Linked DNA regions of Homo sapiens: all the other regions are linked to region 1. A link is a contact called in ENCODE Hi-C or POLR2A ChIA-PET data. All regions are on one chromosome and are shown on one strand. Each heading gives the region's core, a stretch centred on a gene start or an enhancer-like site at or near the end of the contact. The rest is flanking DNA. Distances are from core to core; before and after follow the strand shown.

What was found. A loop is a pair of places that touch in the nucleus more often than their neighbours do. ChIA-PET counts read pairs that join two places held with the same protein, here RNA polymerase II (POLR2A). Pooled maps may share reads with other maps.
Region 2: a map with no recorded cell type shows a loop between it and region 1 (3-fold over the local background). The contact joins the enhancer-like site here to the promoter of ARHGEF12 in region 1. A Hi-C loop is called at or near these places in 3 of 37 single-sample maps with no recorded cell type and 2 of 50 pooled maps. POLR2A ChIA-PET finds 5 or more read pairs at or near these places in 1 of 52 experiments (AG04450).
Region 3: a loop to region 1 is called in a map with no recorded cell type, with 8 times the contacts of the local background. The contact joins the promoter of BCL9L here to the promoter of ARHGEF12 in region 1. A Hi-C loop is called at or near these places in 1 of 168 maps with a recorded cell type or tissue (gastrocnemius medialis), 1 of 37 single-sample maps with no recorded cell type and 6 of 50 pooled maps.
Region 4: a loop to region 1 is called in a map with no recorded cell type, with 6 times the contacts of the local background. The contact joins the promoter of KMT2A here to the promoter of ARHGEF12 in region 1. A Hi-C loop is called at or near these places in 1 of 37 single-sample maps with no recorded cell type and 6 of 50 pooled maps.

Annotation. Positions count from the first base shown.
Region 1 is chr11:120,335,131-120,337,830 of GRCh38, reverse strand. It overlaps ARHGEF12 (Rho guanine nucleotide exchange factor 12), which reads right to left and starts at 1,418. Exons shown (of 41, transcript NM_015313.3): 1 at 556-1,418. The coding sequence starts at 587. RefSeq lists a silencer at 962-1,831.
Region 2 is chr11:121,574,063-121,576,762 of GRCh38, reverse strand. It overlaps SORL1 (sortilin related receptor 1), which reads right to left. Exons shown (of 48, transcript NM_003105.6): 24 at 2,400-2,522. Among named protein-coding and RNA genes, the nearest start is that of SORL1-AS1, 120 kb to the right of the region's middle. Within about 2 kb of position 1,367, at least 8 of the 41 ENCODE cell types and tissues checked have a DNase peak (open chromatin) inside an H3K27ac peak, as active enhancers do.
Region 3 is chr11:118,924,648-118,927,347 of GRCh38, reverse strand. It overlaps BCL9L (BCL9 like), which reads left to right and starts at 1,422. Exons shown (of 10, transcript NM_001378213.1): 1 at 1,422-2,110. RefSeq lists silencers at 298-357, 1,178-1,317, 1,518-1,567 and enhancers at 1,763-2,264, 2,636-2,700.
Region 4 is chr11:118,435,189-118,437,888 of GRCh38, reverse strand. KMT2A (lysine methyltransferase 2A) reads right to left here and starts at 1,397. Exons shown (of 36, transcript NM_001197104.2): 1 at 945-1,397. The coding sequence starts at 1,376. RefSeq lists enhancers at 1-428, 429-1,427, 2,089-2,228, 1,428-2,425 and a silencer at 1,299-1,778.

The sequences.
Region 1 (2,700 bases), core at 169-2,668:
ACCTGTGATTTACTGGTAATGTCAACATTCTGGAAAGTTATTAGATAATAATTAAACACCGTGCAGGTCAACATCTGAAAGAGATCAAGTTCCCAGATCACCATGCAGTAGGCTCAACATTAAGTTCACAGGTAGAAATTCCTAAAATGTAATTGTCTTGAGAATCTACTGCAGGACACGGCTAAAGCTGATAAATAATACACCAATACCGAGCCGACTTCAGGCACCGACCTTCACCTAAAATGACCTTCTCCTCTGATTTCCAGACGAGTACACAATCCTAATGCACACTACAGGCGGAAAACCACAATCATGGTTTTGCCTCCCCCTTCTCTGAGAATCGGAAGGGAAGTTTCTCTCCGGAAAAATTACATTTCCAAAAGCCAATCAACTGGATAACTCGGCAGCAACCCCAGGCTAACTGCACAGCTCCGAAACAACCCTCTTTCCTCTGCCTGTCAACTTCGCTGGCCAAAGGCAATCTGCAATCACCGACTCCCCTGCTAGGTCGGGCCCGATTCCGGGAGGCCGAACGAAGGAGGAATTCATACCAACCTGTCGGTGATAGTAGACTGTGTGCCACTCATTGGGGCCCTTGGCGAGAGGTCCTCCTTTTATCCAACTTGCATTTTACAGTAACACCTCCTCCCCACCCCCAGTGCTCTGGGATCAGGCCCAACTCCGTCAGGGACACAAAAGTCCAACTCAAAACTCCATTCAGTCATCTAGACCATCCGACTGTAAGGGGTCAACGGATGCGGCTTGGAGCAAAACAAGTTATCTCCCAAAACGAACTGAGAAAGCCAGGGAGCGAGTCAGTCCAGAGTGAGTCGAGCTAGAGAGAAATCCTCCAGAAGGCACAAGGATAAACTTCCTCAGAGAGGGAAATCCGCGCGCAGTGGGAAGGGGACCCGGGACTCCCGCCGGGGCTGGGGCGGGATCAGCTCACGGACGGGTGTCGGCTCCTCCTCCGGAGTCTCGGGGCCTCGAACTCCCCGCCGCGGCAAGGGCCGGGGCCCTCCCTCCCGGCTCTCTATCTGGGGCTGCCGGCTGCTCGTGGCCGCAGCGTTGGCCGCGTCTCCGGCCGTCCCGCGCCGGGCTCGCGCGATTCCATGTCCCGGGCCCGGGGCTCCTTCTGTGCTCGCCGCCCTCACCAGGCTCCCGGTGCTGGGACGAGCCGCTGGCGCCGGCGGAGAGGTCCCGCGGCCCGAGGTGACAGGGACCCGGGTCTCTCAGCGCCGCGGACTGCTCCCCATCCCTTTGAGGCCCGGACTCTTCCGCAATCGCCAGAGGCGGCGGCTCCTCCCCGACGCTCCCCGCGAGGGGCGGGAGATGCCCGTCCGGCCCGGCCTGGAAGCCCTGGTCCGGGAGGCGGAGGCGGCGGCGTCTCCCGGCGCAGGGCCGGCTCGCCGGGTTCTGGAGGCCCTCGCGGGCGCGCGCGCAGACAGCGGAGGAGGCCGGCGGCCGTGGGGGCCGCGCAACCGCGGGCGCGCGCGCGGGTTCCGGTTCCGGTTCTGGTTTCCCGGCCCTGGCCGCGTCCGGCGCGAGCTCGCGCTTCCCGTCCCCCGCCGACTTTATGGCCCCCTCCCCTCTGACTTCGGGAAGCCGCCTCACCCGGGATCCCTCCGCCGCTCAGGGCCGCGCTCTCGCCCTTGAACGGACGCCTCCGCCGGAGCCCGGTTTGGGAGAGCGGCAAAGTAGTCCTACGGGGCAGAGGGAGGTGGGACCCGTGCAGCCCCGGGAGGCCCACCCACCTCCCGCGGCGCCTGGGCCCCTGAGTGCCGAGACATGCCCCTTCGAGTCCAGTTTGTACTAAGTCGACTTTCACCAGAGACCGCCCGAGAGCGCCCCCCAGATCCCGAGGACATCGTGCCGGGAGGCTCTTTGAAAATTACCAGCCCCCCTTGTCCTGGAAACTTTTATTACTTAAGGGAATGTATTATCTCTCCTGTCTTCTGGCTGCACGCGTTCTGCCGGTTCCCGGCCGGCGCCCCTCGCTGCCTCCGCAGGCCCCGCTCACCTGGGCACCTGCCGGCTCCGGGGGGAGAGCGCTGCATGAGCCGGAGGCGCAGGGCTGCGGGAGAGCAGCTGGGGACTGCAGCCAGGGTTTCTCGGTATAAATATTACTTTTAGGCTGTTTCTGCCTTGGCAAAATGAAATGTGTTATTTGCCAAATTGATAAAGCATGGTGCTTTCCATGGCGACTTAACAAGCGTGTTGTGGAAAGAACTGGGAGAAGAAAATGAAGTATATTTATCCAGTAAATAGCATTACGGTTCTCTCTGAAGGATTCCCAAACGGTTTTTCGGTTTTTTCCCCTACTGGGTAGAGAGCTTTAGATACCCATCTAGTTTTATGATTGAATAATTCAGTATTTTGGCAATTTAGGTACCACATGTAATACAGTTCTTCAGTTCTGCCTGCAAACATCCAAAGTGGCTATTCCCTTTATCCAACTATTTTCAGACTTTTGAGCTTAAACCTATGTTGGTGACAAGGGATTTCAGCCATTTTGTGGAATCCAAGTAGCAAATCAAATCTAATAAACAGTGGATGTGGAGAGAGGAAACAATTACCTCTTAACAATGCTGTTGCAAAAAGTCATTCCGCAACAGTTCATGAAAGGATCATTATCCCCGAATAGAGGCATGAGCTCACGCTGACGTTAGTTAGAACGGGGGGGAAAAAAAGGAAAAGATA
Region 2 (2,700 bases), core at 118-2,617, 1.2 Mb before region 1:
TGTGGGCAGAGCTCCAGGGACACGGGTGGATGCGCTGTCTCTAGAAGGGTGGGGGCCTGGTAAGAACCAACCAGCAGAGCTTGACCAAGAAGGGGAAGGAGGCTGCCCTGGCAATAGCCTTCAAAGCTCCTGGGGAGATCATGAAGACAGAATGCTATAGGCTGAGCTTATAAACAATAGCAATTTATTTCTCTCGGTTCTGGAGGCTAGGAAAATTCAAATGTTTATACTTCATATGTTGAAACTTCAAATTTGTATGTTGAAACTTAATCACCAATGTGATATTATTAAGAGATGGGACCCCTGTGAGGTAATTAAGTCATGGGGGCAGAGCCCTCATGAATAGGATTAGTGTCCTTAAGAAAGAGGTGGGAGGGAGCTGTTCACTCCTTCTGCCACGCTTGCGTACAGATAGAAGCATTTCCCTGCAGTCCTTCCAGAAGCAGAGGTGCCATCTGACGCTGCAGTGAAGGTACCATCTATGAGGAACAGGCCCTCACTAGACAATAAGTCTGCTGGCACCTCAGTCTTGGACCTCCCAGTCTCCAGTACTGTGAGAAACAAAATACTATTGTTTATAAATTACCTACACTAAGTATTTTGTTATCACAGCCCAAATAGACTGTGGCATAGAACTTTCACATGGAGTTTACAGAGCGTCAGAAAACAGGAGCAGCCAAGCGTGGGGCCCAAGGCAGCCGTCTCAGTCATTCTCGCCAAGAGGCTTGTTGATGGCAAAGCTAGTAAATCAGATATTTTTGAGGAAGAGTGTGGAAACTTACGAAGAGGACCTGCATCAGAGGAAGGGGCTAACCGGGACCCTGGGATGAATTCAGGACAAACTAGTAAGAATGAGCCATGAACAGAGGATCAGGGGGCTGAAACTGCTTCACAGTCAAACATGTACCCAGTACGTGAGCTCAATGATACCAGAAAGAGGGAACCACGTGAAGTTTCCTTCTTACTAGGGCAAAACTAGCTACACATTTCAACCTTCTAAGAGTGCTGGGAAGGAAATGGCAGGGATGAAGGGGAAATAGTTGCACATTCCAAGGACATGTTTTCAGGCACTTGAAGAAGGAAAACTGGGAATTTTTTAAAAACCTTCCAAGAGCCAGGCTAGGGGTATTTTCTGTGTGGAAATGGCCTAGGCTCTGCTCTGCTGGTTAACTTGCATTGAGATGATTTACAAGCTGCCCTTGCTCCCCTTATTTCAGCTGCTGTGAGTCAAACCACCTGCTCATAATCAAGCAGGCTGTGTCCATGTGCGTAAGCACAGCGTGGCTGGACCTGCCCCCCGTGGACAGGGAGAGAGGGCACAGTAGGGCCCCGCCAACTCATCACCACGTCTGGGTCAGCGTCTGACCTCCACTCTCACTTCCCTCTCATGCCTCAATCTGGCACACCATGCTGATTGCATAATGTCTCCTTCGGAGGTCAGCAACTATGAGTCTGGGACCAGGGACTGTTAACTAAGATGGGTCTCATGAAACTGACAAGGAGGTACTGTGCAACAGAAATAGTGGAGGATTAGAAAATGGGAGACATGGATTCCAGTTCCCCATTCTGACACAAACTAATTGTGTCACCTTGAATAAGCCCCCTGACCTCTACAGACCTCAGTCACTTTAGAAAGTAGAAATTAAAAGGATTGGACCAGAGAATCTCTATCATTCCTTGGAATTGTAACCCACTGTTTTTCTAAATATAAAAATGTCCATTCAGAAAACAGATGCTCACTCAATGCCTATACCATCTGCTAACTTCTAATAATAACAGAGTTGAATGAATTAAATTGGTTAAAAAAAAAAGAACAGTTCACAGAGGTGCAGATTTGTGTCTTCAGCAGGCTAATCTCACACCCACTGAGACATGTGGGCCAAGCCTGTAGAGCTGTTAATAACCCCCTGAATTCATTCAGAAATTTACTTCCTTACCATCACCTTTCATCCTTATAGCATCTCTCCAAGGCAAAGCAGGGTCCATTTCCCCATTTTTCAGACTAGAAAACAAAGGCTAATCTAAGAGTAAGTGACAGGAGCTGAGTCCAGGCTCCATCTTTTCTGACCATGAATCATGAGGATTCAGTTCTGCTGGAGACACTTGATCCAGAGTTAATGGGAATCTAGGGTCCCATCCAGAGTTAATGGGAATCTAGGGTCCCAGTTCGCAAGTGTCTCCAGCGAACTGAATCCTCGTGAAAAGCAGCAAACAAACTCTTTAAGAATGGACAGAGAAATGACTCAACCCCACCATGTGGATGGAGAAAGCCATTCAGCTAGAATATCATAAATCCTGAGACGGCTATCAGAAAACCAGTACATACCAGTACAGCCCTGTGAGGGAGCACAATGACCCCCCTCTCCAGAGCAGGGTTTCAGGATGTGATGTCCCCTTACCACAATGACTTTCATCACTGTTGTCTCCACAGTCATCCTCAAGGTCACATTTATAGGACAGTGGGATACAAGTCCCAGACTCCTGGCAACGAAACTGGGTGTCCAGGTCACAGATGGTGGTAGCTAAAATGGGATAGAAAGACAACATATTCCTTAGGTACAATTGATTTCCCACAAATGTAAACATCCTACTGGAAAACCAATTAAAAAATAGAAGAAAGCAGGTATTAATTGTAGCAACAGAAATTAAACCTAGACTTACAGAAGACATAAATTACATGAGAGCTTGAAATTTACAACC
Region 3 (2,700 bases), core at 173-2,672, 1.4 Mb after region 1:
TGTGTGTATATATATATGTGTGTGTGTGTGTGTGACAAGATACAACACATCAGGAAGTACTCAGATGCTATGATGGGATAGGTGGTCAGAAGAGAGGGAGGTCAGTGAGGCTAGAACTATCTGGGGACCATCTGTGAGGAGGGGCAGGGGAGAGGGCCGAGGAAACAGCAGGAACAAGCAGGCTGGCTAGTGTTCTTCCTATCAGACACAGTCAATGCTTGTCACTTGCTATTAATTCTGGGTGGGTGGGGACAGTAGGAAACAGGGAAAGTGCCCTGGGATAAGGAGACCCAAATTCTAGTCCTGGGCTTACCACTTTCTAGCTGGGTAGCTCTGGGTAAGTCCTTAGGTAATGCAAACCTCAATTTCCTCACCTCTGTAATGGGACCATAACCTCTTTCTTGCAGGTTTGTGGTGAGCATTGAAACATGTGAAATGTTTTTAAAAAGCGCTTTGGGCCGGGCGCGGTGGCTCACGCCTGTAATCCCAGCACTTTGGGAGGCCAAGGCAGGTTGATCACCTGAGGTCAGTAGTTCGAGACCAGCCTGGCCGACATGGTGAAACGCTGTCTCTACTAAAAATACAAAATTAGCCGGGCATGGTGGCAGGTGCCTGCAATCCCAGCTACTTGGGAGGTTCAGGCAGGAGAATCGCTTTAACCCAGAAGGCAGAGGTTACAGTGAGCTGAGACCGCGCCTTTGCACTCCAGCCTGGGCAACAAGAGCGAAACTCCATCTCAAAAAAAAAAAAGGGCTTTACATTTTCTTTTTCATTGCCTCGATCGTCCTATAGGGTGGTGAGAGTGTGTGTGTGTGTGTGTGTGTGTGTGAGAGAGAGAGAGAGAGAGAGAAGCACTTTGAGGTTAGGTTAGGAGAGTTCTTTTGAGAAGACAAAGGTTTCACTTCCACAAACATTTTCTTAGCATGCACTTTGTGCTGCTGAGGATTGAGATGAAAAAACTCAGTCTGTGTCCTCAAGGACCTCATGGTCTACTAGGAGAGACATGAATAAAGAGATGCTCAGTGCATTATGGATGTGGGTGGGTACAACGAAGAGGGGACCCAGTGCTGTGTGTGTGTGTGTGTGTGCGCGCGCGTGTGTCCAGGCAACTTCCACTCCTTCCAATCAGTGCAGATAGGAAGGTAGGTTTGTCAAACCTTTCCCTAGCCTGGGATGTTGTTGGCGCGTCTCCTCCCCAGTTCTCAGGAGTGAGGAGGAGAGCAGAAACCCCCCTCCCCGCCCCCGGGCCAACCTGCCTCCCGCTAGCCGGCCGGGCGCCTTACCGAGTCAGACCACTGGGAGGCTGGGGGAGCCGGGTTGGGCGAGGAGGCAAGCGAGATGGGGGAGCTCTTATTTTGACAGGGGCCTCTCCGGGCTCTGGTATGAAGGCAGAAGGAGGCAGCCAGAGAGCCCCGATGCTTATTCAGGCTGGGGAGTGGAGCCGAGTGGAGGGGCAAGCGAGGCTCCGGCAGCGCAGGGGAGCCCGGGGAGGCGGCGGCGCGCGGCGGAGCCAGTGGCTGGACATGCCCCGGACCCGGGGCCGCTGCACCACCGCCGCCGCCCGGAGCCAGCCGGCCGGACGCCCGCACGCCTGGGTCCCCCGGCGCCGCGCCGCCCGGGGGCTGTGACCCGGACCCTCGGAGTCCGACCAACAATAAGCGCCCAGACAGCCCCTCCCCACCCAGCGCCCGGCATTCCCGCGGGCTTTGGGGAAAGGAAAGGAGAGGCGAGGAAGGAAGGAAGGAAGCAAGCAAGCAAGCAAGGGAAGGAGGAGCAGGAGCAGGAGCCGGAGCCCTGAGGTTCGGGGCCGAGACCCCGGCCCCGCGCCCCGGCCCCGGCGGGTGTGCGCGCTCTCCCGCCACTGCCCGGCGCCCGCGACCATGCTCCGCGGTTGGGAGGCAGGAACCCAGGCACCCAGCGATCCCCGGATAGCCTCTCCCGGGCCGGGCTGGTATTGAGATCAAGGCGTCCAGGATCAAAAGATCACCGCCTGCCCGCCCCCTCTGCATCTCCAACTGGCGAGCAGGAGGACCCCCATCCACACAACGACCCTGACCTGGTCATGGCGTCCAGCTCCGGCCTGGCGTGAGGACCCCCCAATCCGCGTGAGGTGAGGGGTGGGCTGGGGGCAAGGCGAAAGTCATGCCAGGCCAGCAGAGGCGCGAGGAGGGAGATCCAGTTTGAATCGGGGAGGGGAAACACAGTCTGATTGTCTCTTGCTCTCTGGCACGTACCCCCAGGCTGTTTAAGGTGTGGGGGACTCCCCCAGGGTCAGTGGAGGCTACTCTTAAGCCCCCAATCAGGTTGGCAGCTCCAGAACACCGTGGGGAGGGCTTAGGGACAGCCAGGGGACCCTGCCACCCTAGCGCAGAGAACAAGGCCGGCCTTGGGCCAGCTGGAGCAGCGAACCTTGCCCTGGGGGCTTCTGGGAGATGTAGTCCCCCTCCCAGGCTCACCAACCCCGTGGGTCTCAGCACCCCAGCCCTCCTCCTCTGGCTGATAGGAGCCTCCAGAAGGAGGTGGGTTGGGACTGGGGAGAGCTGGGGGTCACCCTTTTCTCCCAGGCACTGCCTGTGAGTAGCGGGGGCTGTGACTGAGGAGTCTCTTCTTCCAAGGCTTCTGAGTGATGTGGGCTTGGCTGGGGGGTGGGGCAGTCATACAGTTCCTTGGAAGTGTCCCTGCGCTGCTAAGGGGAGGTGG
Region 4 (2,700 bases), core at 148-2,647, 1.9 Mb after region 1:
TTCCCCAGAGCTGGAGGGAAAGCCTGCCTCCTCTCCAAGGGGAGTGGTGGAAAGCTGCTCTTCTCTAAGCCTAGGGGACAGTGGACTATTTTCCCCTCCAAGATGCCACTAATCCTTCATTCTAAAGGAGGGAAAGGGTGGAGTGAAGGTAGAGTAATTCCCGGCTACCAATAGGCTAGAAACTGTAGCCCTGTAAGACGGGGCGGGGGGGGGAAGAGACTGCTGTATGAGGAATCACCGTTATCTTCAGAGGGAAAGGAGGTGAGACCAGGCAAGGTGCAGAGGAGAGATTTTCCCCGGTGGGGTAGGGCGGGATGGGGGAGGATCGGTCTGCTTGGGGTGGGGGTAGAGGGTGGAGGTGAAGGAAGGGGGAGTGGCTGGCAGTATAGGGACCTGGCCCGGGGATGGCGCGAGGGTTCATCGGGTTTTCGAAAGCAAGGTGCTGGAAGGGACACGATCCCCAAGGGCCAGGAGAACGTGGCCCTGGATGAGGCCATCACCCGAGAGACGCCCGAGAGGAAAACTGCCCTAGGAGTAACACATCTGCCCAGAGAGGGAGGCGGGGATGTGGCGGGATCAGGTCTCTAGGAGGGAGGGAGGGAGGAATCTTGCTCGGATGAGGTAATCTGTGAAAGGGAGGAGGGGTTCAGTCCCGGGATGGGAAACCCCGGCGAGGGGGTCTGTGCCAAGGGATTTGGGGAAGGGTCAGGGGGAGGAGAGCGGGGGGCAAACGCCCTCAGCCAGATGGGCCCAAACCCCGGGGTGGGGGCGCCTGGGGGTCTGCAGCCCTGCATGGGGGTCCCAAGATGGGAGAGCCATTCGCCCCGGGTCAGGGACCCCGAGATGGTCCCAGAATTGGGATGCTCCTCAATCCCGGATGGGGGAGGGGAGGGGGCTCCGCAGAGGGTCGAGACCCCGGACCTGGGGGTTCCTCGCCCCCTTACCTCTCCGCTGCCGCCTCCCCCGCCGCTCTCCCCAAACACGGCCCGGAACCGGCGCAGGTTGGTGCCGATGGCGGCCGAGACCTGCAGCGCCGCGTCGAAGCCCGGGCCCACCCGGAGCAGGGCCGGCCCTGAAGAGGCTGAGGACGATGACGAAGACGAAGACGAGGCGGACGACGAGGAGGCTGCTGAGGCGGCGGCCGCTCCCCCTGGAACCCCAGCCCCGCTGCTTCCCGCCGCCGCCGCCGCGGCCGCCACAGCCGGGGGGGAGGGGGGCGCCCCGGGGCCGCCACCGCCGACCGGGGGCCCGGGGGGAAGCAGCAGGGCCGGGACGCGTTGCCGCGGGGCGCCCCCTAGGCCCCGGCGCCCCCCGCCGCCGCCGCCCCCGGTGGTCCCGGGTCGGGCGGGGAAGCGCCACCGACAGCTGTGCGCCATGTTCGCCCCGTGAAGTGAAGCAGCGAGAGGGAGAGGCGACAACACAGGGGGGCGGGGAGGCGGAGGGGGGGGCACGGGGCCCCGGAACCTGCCTAACCAGCTCTGCGCCGCCCGGCCGCCTGCACCCTGCCGGCCGCTATGCAGAGCGCCGGGCCGCGCCCGCCAGCCCCGCAATCTGTATAGCGGCCTCGGGCCTCCGCCTCTGACGCCTGGGCGCTGCAACTCCATCCCGAGGCCCGGGCCGCCGCCTCCTGCCCGCCCGCCGGCCCCGCAACCTGGATAACTGCATGCCCCGCCCTCCGGGAGAGGCATTGCTCGGGAAAAGGAGGGGGGAAGGAAGCCCGGGAGCCCGGAGCAGAGCGCGGGTTCCGGAGAGAGGGGGAGGGGGCGAGGACTACGCGGAGGATGGAGGCGTAGGGAGCCGGGCCGCCTGCAGCCTTGAGCGCCGAGAGGCCGATTACACACGTTCCCGGGACGCGCTGGGAATCGAACAGCCCGGGAGAGCAGCTTCCAGTATAACGCGGCGGCTGGGTCGGGGAGCAGTGAGCCTTCTCCTCCGCCCCAGGGCACGGATACAAGATGGGTTAGCCCGAATTGAACGCTTCTAGAATAAAAGAGCCCTTATTGTACTACATGCAAAACAGAAGCGCTGCCCAGTTTACTATATGCAAAACAGAAAGGCCCTCAATGAACGCACTTTAAAAAATAAAAAAGGAGCCCCTCCCATTTTCATGCTGGAGCTCTTTCCAAAAAGCACACACCGAGTGGCAGGTCTCCTGCCACCTCCTCGCTCTACTGTGCACTCGTCTGGCTTTCGTGCCCTTCTGCAGGGAGTTGGGTTGTGTTTCTCCAGCCCGGGCACTGAGGCCACGGCGTGCTCCGCTAACGACGCGGTGTTACAACGAAGCTGAAGCTGGGTGGCTAACGGGGCCTGGAGGGAAGAGGCGGGCAAAAGCGCCCCCGCCCCTTCTTCCTCCGGTCTCTGCCTGCCGCTGCATGCAAAGCAGACCCTAATGTATGCACGCAGAGGGAGGGGGGCTCGCGAGCACGTTTCTGATTAAGAGAGGGGGAGGAGGAGAGCGTTGGGCATTATGATACACTGGGTGGAAGGGGCCCGCCGGCGGCGAGCTCTGTGCGCGGGGTTAGTAAGCTGAGGGGGGAGGGGGAAAGAAGGAGGCGAGTTAGGGAGGGGAATGAATATCCACCGGGTTTACTTTATTGCGGGAAAGAGGGGAGGGCGCCTCGAGCATAGCGTTAGACGCCTGCAAGGCTGGGAAAGCCGAGAGGGTAGGGAGGGGTTTGTGTCGGGAGAACTTGCGTTGGC